Regions from separate parts of the Mus musculus genome. Here region 1 is linked to region 2. Evidence: chromatin loops called from intact Hi-C (ENCODE). Cell type or tissue: heart. All regions are shown on one strand. Links, peaks and the distances in the headings refer to the core of each region. The heading gives the core; the rest is flanking DNA.

Region 1 (3,200 bases), core at 371-2,870, 140 kb before region 2:
GTGCTCAGAGGTACTTGCGATCTGGTCAGAGACCTGTCCTGGCGTTGCCAGGTGACCAGTGTTTCACCGTGGGGGTCGTTGGGACACTGCAGGAGCCCTGGAGGGCAGAGACAGGTTGTGTTCTGTGATTTCTCTCCTGCTGACACCTAAGCCTTACGGTCAGGTCAGCCTGGAGTAAAAACAAACAGCTCTGCTGGGAGCAATGGGAAAATGGACTCCATGTTGAGAACCTAGTTCAAATCCATTTTCTGCTAGCCAGAGTCTTGGTCAAGTCTCTCTCTGGTAGAAGAATTCTAGGCAGATAAACTGGAAGTGCAAAAAACTAGGAGCGGCATAGAAGATGCAGCCAGAGAAGGAAGCTGTGTCATAGGGGGTTTGCACGGCAGAGATTCTGCCATTTTTTTTTTCCTTTTTCCTTTCCTTTAAGACAGTGGTTCTCAACCTTCTTAATGCTGTGACCCTTTGTTTCTTTTCTTTTCTTTCTTTCTCTTTTTTCTTTTTGTTTTTTCGAGACAGGGTTTCTCTGTGTAGCCCTGGCTGTCCTGGAACTCACTTTGTAGACCAGGCTGGCCTCGAACTCAGAAATCCGCCTGCCTCTACCTCCCGAGTGCTGGGATTAAAGGAGTGCGCCACCACACCCGGCTTGCTGTGACCCTTTAATACAACTGTATTGAACACAACCTCATGTTGTGGTGACCTCTAACCATAACATTATTTTTCACTGCAATTATATTATGTTACATCAAAACTAATTTTTGTTACTGTTATGATTCATGATGTAAATATCCGTGTCTTTGAATGGTCTTAGGCAACCTAGCCCCAAGGGGTCCAGACCCACAGGTTGAGAATCGCTGCTGTAAGGGCTAGAGATGGGGCCTCATGCTTGTCAAACAGTGTTCTTTTAAAGAGCCCTAGGCCTAAAGATTTTATCTTTAGAGAGCTGAGTACCACAAAGGGCTTGTTTTGTGCTGTCACAGAGTGACAGGGTTGCATCTAGATTTGGTTCGGTCCTTGCTGGCTGTGGAGGGCAGACTGAAAGGCAAGGTAGAAGCGGGCTGCTGAGGAACCCAAGGGGAGGAACATAGACCTTGGTGGTGGCAGAGCTGGCAGTGCTCAGAATCTGAAACTTGCTGGCAAATTAGAAGTGGGGAGTTAACATCAGAGTCCATAAAAGAATACGCTGTAGCTGACCAGCTCATGACTGGGAAGACAGAGATGTTTAGTTCCGTTATGATGTAGAACTGCCTCTGGACGAGGCCTGGCTCTCCATAGCCATGCTTGCCCCTATCCCGTAAGAGCTCCCAGGAGACCTGCTACCCCTTTCCAGGGGCATTCTTCTCTGAAGCCTCGTGCATGGTTAGTTGGTGGCCCACTTCCCACATCCCAGACATGTGGCTGGGGTTGACAGTTCCTACCTCAGGGTTTCGTCTGCTCAGTTCACTGCAGAGCTCTGGTATTCAGCACAAGTGGCTTTCAGTGGTGCTCATGACCAAAGTGGGGAGGTACACTTCTCTTGGACACTTCCAGAGGGCAATCCTGGTGAACAGTTCTGGGCTGAGAGAATGGGTGAGGAGAAAGATCCCCTTTACCAGTCCTCCGCATGTTTGTTTTGAGCTCGTGAACTCTGACCTACACATGCACAACAGACACCTGGAATACTTCCCACCCAGCTTTTCTTCATTCATCCTTTCTATTATTTCCGAGATGAGTGATGTCCCCACTAGCCAGATAAGGAATTGGGTACCAGAGAGTTCTGCTGGTGCCAGGAGGCCTGGATCTTCTGACTTGGAGGACTGACATGCTAACTCCACTATATGCTCTGCACTACAGCCCCTCAAAGACAGACAGACCCCTCTTTTGTAGCATCTAGGCTGTCAGCTGATGCCATTGCCCTCAAGACCACCAGGGGGCAGCAGACGAACGCTTGATTGGATGGCAAAATTCGTTTGTCCTAGACCTGGTCTTAGCTTCTGATGAGGCAGGAAGGCTGGAGTGCTGGGAGCACAGAGGCCTCTTTTCTGTGAGAGAGCTCCCTGGGTACACACGCCAAGGCATGAATGCAGCAGCATTTAGCAGGGTGCTTTGCTTTCAGCTTTGCAATCTCCTTTCTTTCCTTCTTTCTTTTTCCTCCCTTTGGTGCAGGGTGTTGAATGACTCTTAGGGAGATGCTGGAGGGTCTGCCTGTAGCCCTGTGCTTTGGACGATTTAACCCCCAGTCCGCAGGAGGTCCTTCCCCTGAAGCTATTCAGAGGTGAAGTAGAGGGGCTGAAGGCTCTACCTGGCTTCTCTGCCGGATCTCTAGGATTAGGGTTCATGCTTCCTCCTTAGGTGGGGCAGGTGATGGGACTTCCTGCAGAGAGAGGCCTTTCTGGGAGGGACTTCCCTGGGTGCAGGGGACAGATCTGTCATCCTTCCCTGGCCCAGGTAAACTGAGAGAGGCAGGGGCTGACAGAACACCGCCCACAAAAGCTCGGCTCTTGGAAACTGGTCACTTTCCTCTCTTCTAGCTCCCTTTCATGACACCAGTCTCATAGAAGACTTGGCTTTGTGGGGTTCCCTTCTTCTTTACCAAGAACCCACAGCTCCTGATACTGTCCAGAGCAAATTAATTTTAATCACAAAAATCAGTTATTTATGCTTTTGAAGTCCCTCCCACTGTCACAATGTCCTCAGGACACAACACGGTCTATCTCTCCAGCACCTCCCACTAGACAATCAAGGGGGCTGAAAGTGAAGGATTTTTTTCCCCCTCTCTCCGTTATTGTGGAGGCGGAGTGTCTTGCGGACCCTGGCAAGGACAGAGGACTGGAAGAGGCCATAGGGGCGTAGGGTGTGTAGGCCAGCCTGGTTCGCGTTCTGGGGTCTATCTTTGCCGAAAGACCCTGCAAGGGCACCCAGCGTTACCGCGGTCATCTTCTAGTCTCTTCTGCCGTGCGGCGGCCTCATCGCACCGCAAGAAAGACCTCCAGCCTCCACGTGCACCTAGGGAAAGTCGTGGGCGGGGAGCCTGCTCAGGAGCCCCGCCTTCCTCAACTTTCGCTGGCGGCCCAGGGGCAGGAAGTGGGAGGACGGGTTGGAGGCGGTGCTTGGGTCTCCGGGGAGGTGCCGGGTGAAGGTGCCAGCTCCGCCCCCGGCCCCGCCCGGCCGTGGCCGCGCCCCCTGCACCCCCAGCGCCTAGGAGCCGCGGAGCCTCGGAGTCC
Region 2 (2,500 bases), core at 1-2,500:
ACCTCTGGCTGGCGCCCCTGGGGAACTGAGGTCACCGCAGCAGAGGGACCACCACATCTTCCCACTGCAGACACAATTCAGTGTCAGCCATTCCTGGAGCATGTGACTCATACTGCAGGTGTACCCTGAACCCAAGCCTGGCCAGTGTGTGGCTTCGGGTCCCTTTGTGGCAAAGTACCCTGAGGTTATATAGCTCCTGACATTCCAAAGAGGGTTTGTGACTCTGTGTTCTTCTTTTCACGGGAGGCTCTTCAAACTGCAAAGTTTAGAAGGCGGCCTGGTTTGCTTTCTGTTACTGTGATGAACAACCACGATCAAAAGCAACTTAGGGGAGGAAAAGTTTTATTTTAGATTATATTCCCAGGTCACAGTCTGTCATGAAGGGAAATCAGGGAAAGAATTCAAGGCAGAAACCATGGAAGAAGGCTGCTTACTGTCTCACTTTCTGGAGCGCTTAGCTAGCTCTCTTCTATAGCCTAGGATTGGCGCCACCTCCAGTGGGCAGTTCCCTCTCTCCTCCATCGTCAGTCAGGACAATCTCTCAGACATGGCCACACAAGACCGTGTGATCAATGCAGTTCTCTAACTGAAGTGCCCTCAGTGAAAACTAATACAGCAGGGAATCTAAAAGCCTTTAATGTCCCCAATGCAAAGCAGAAAACCATTCATCCAGCCAGTGTCTGGGCTGTCACTGCCCTGGAGCTAAGCTTTCCTCAGGGTTGCAGTACACACTCCATGCAACTCTGTTAGCTGGCTGCTTTGCCTCCGGAGCTCTACTGTCTCTGTGGGAATCTCCTTCCCAGACGTGCACTTCTGTGACTCCTGCCAGGGTGCACAGGGCCACACACGCTCAGATCTGTCGCTGCTGTTGATTTAGAACAAAACCCACCCTTTATAAACTGTGGCTTCTGGTAGGGAGCTGCCAGTAGCAAGGTTTGTAGGCTGGCCCTTGAAGTGATCCCAGAAGCAAGAGAGGCCATAAGGGAGGTAGGAACTGGCTCCAGGATGTGGGTCTGGCTTTTGTGTGCCGGGGATTTCCTCTCTGCTCTGCTTTCTGGGTAGGATCCCTGCTGTTCTGTCCCAGCCGCCCCTGGGCATTGCTTCCAGACCATTTCAAACTTTCTGAAGCAAAGTGAGCACTGCCCCCTGGTGACTGACTAGAGGATTGCAGTACTATGTAGGGCTCATACCTTCCCCCCACTCCATCTCCCCCAGCCACTTACAGAATACCCAGGCTCTTCAGGGAAGGTGGGACAGGGGCTTCGTGAGAGCAGAAAGGTCTAAACAGTGGCTGTGTGTGACCCACTGTGGCTTATCCATGCTGGGCTGCATCTCCATTCTGACACAGAAGGCCTTCTGAGTGAGGGGAACCTGGATTTGGGGGTTCCCAGCACCCTCTTCAGCATAGTGTGTACTCTGGGTTCAAATGTTGTGTTCTTCACCTTATTCCTTCCTGGTTCCCTGTGTGTGGTGGTTTTTACTCCCATAGCCCAGAGTTGGAGTGGCCCCAGGCAAGATGGAGGAAGAGTGTGGAATGACCAGCTGGGCTAGGAAGGGGCTGGGAGGTCACCCCGTGTGTGACTCAGTGCCCTGATCCTGTCTTGATTTCCAGGACTTGGCCATGTACATCAATGAAGTGAAGCGGGACAAGGAGACCTTGAAGAAGATTAGCGAGTTCCAGTGCTCCATAGAAAACCTGGTAAGCCGTGGCTGCCTGCGAAGCCTGCCGGGAGTAGGAGGGAGGTCGGGCAGTATCAGCCTTCATCCAGTTCTACCTACTGTGCGGATGAGGTCATCCACGTGTAGGGCTCAGGAGATGGATGTCCTATTGACAGCCTGGCTCTCTTTCTCCCTTCCCAGCCTGAACCCCAGGCTGTGGCGACCAGAGGCAGGACGCTTCGTCTGCTCTGTGGCCCTCCTGTTTCCCTGTCCTCAGGGTGGGCAGTGGGCAGGGTTCGGCTTGGGGGTGGGGCCACGGTCATCTCAACCTGAGAGCTGGCCCTCAGCTTGCCCCTTGTCTAGGAATCAGACTGGGGGCTGTCAGTCAGGGTTGGCCCTCTCTCAGGCATACTCCGGGGAGAAGAGATGAGCTGTTCCTGGACTCAGCCCTGCTTGGCCCCATGTTGGGTCTAGGTCTCTCTGTGTTGGGGTGTTCTGCAATAGGAGACCTTAAGCACGCCCTTGCCCCCACCCATCGGATGCTAATAGCGCCCTCAACCCCAAGTGATGACTGCTCCTCCAAATGCCGTCTGATTCCCAGAGTCATTTTGATATTGAACCATTGATTTTTTTCCCCGCTCAAACATCCCCTCTTCTTGGAGATTTTCCTGGAGAGCTTGGCGAAGTAGAAACCTGGAAGCCCGATATCTAGGCTGGCATACCCATCTTCATCTCCAGAGGAACCCTCTACAGAGCTGGCTGGCTCATCAGAGGGCAAGGAGAACTGCCAAGCAGTGTCTGATGAGTGCTCTGTCTACATGTGTGCTTGCACGCCAGAAGA

The links. Peaks named below come from ENCODE experiments on the same cell type or tissue, not always from the same donor. Only the 100,000 strongest peaks of a DNase experiment are listed, where the experiment ranks them.
Region 1: it touches region 2 in a loop (8-fold over the local background); 41 of 42 quality-filtered maps call a loop at or near these places.

The regions. Positions count from the first base shown.
Region 1 is chr2:27,427,003-27,430,202 of GRCm38, reverse strand. It overlaps Vav2 (vav 2 oncogene), which reads left to right and starts at 2,595. Exons shown (of 28, transcript NM_009500.2): 1 at 2,595-3,200. In heart, for the core only: a CTCF peak has its summit at 1,902 (motif pointing right); a DNase peak (open chromatin) is centred at 1,922; H3K4me3 peaks cover 419 bases; H3K27ac peaks cover 499 bases.
Region 2 is chr2:27,287,805-27,290,304 of GRCm38, reverse strand. It overlaps Vav2 (vav 2 oncogene), which reads left to right. Exons shown (of 28, transcript NM_009500.2): 12 at 1,613-1,699. Among named protein-coding and RNA genes, the nearest start is that of Sardh, 42 kb to the right of the region's middle. In heart, for the core only: a CTCF peak has its summit at 1,150 (motif pointing left); a DNase peak (open chromatin) is centred at 1,044; H3K27ac peaks cover 737 bases.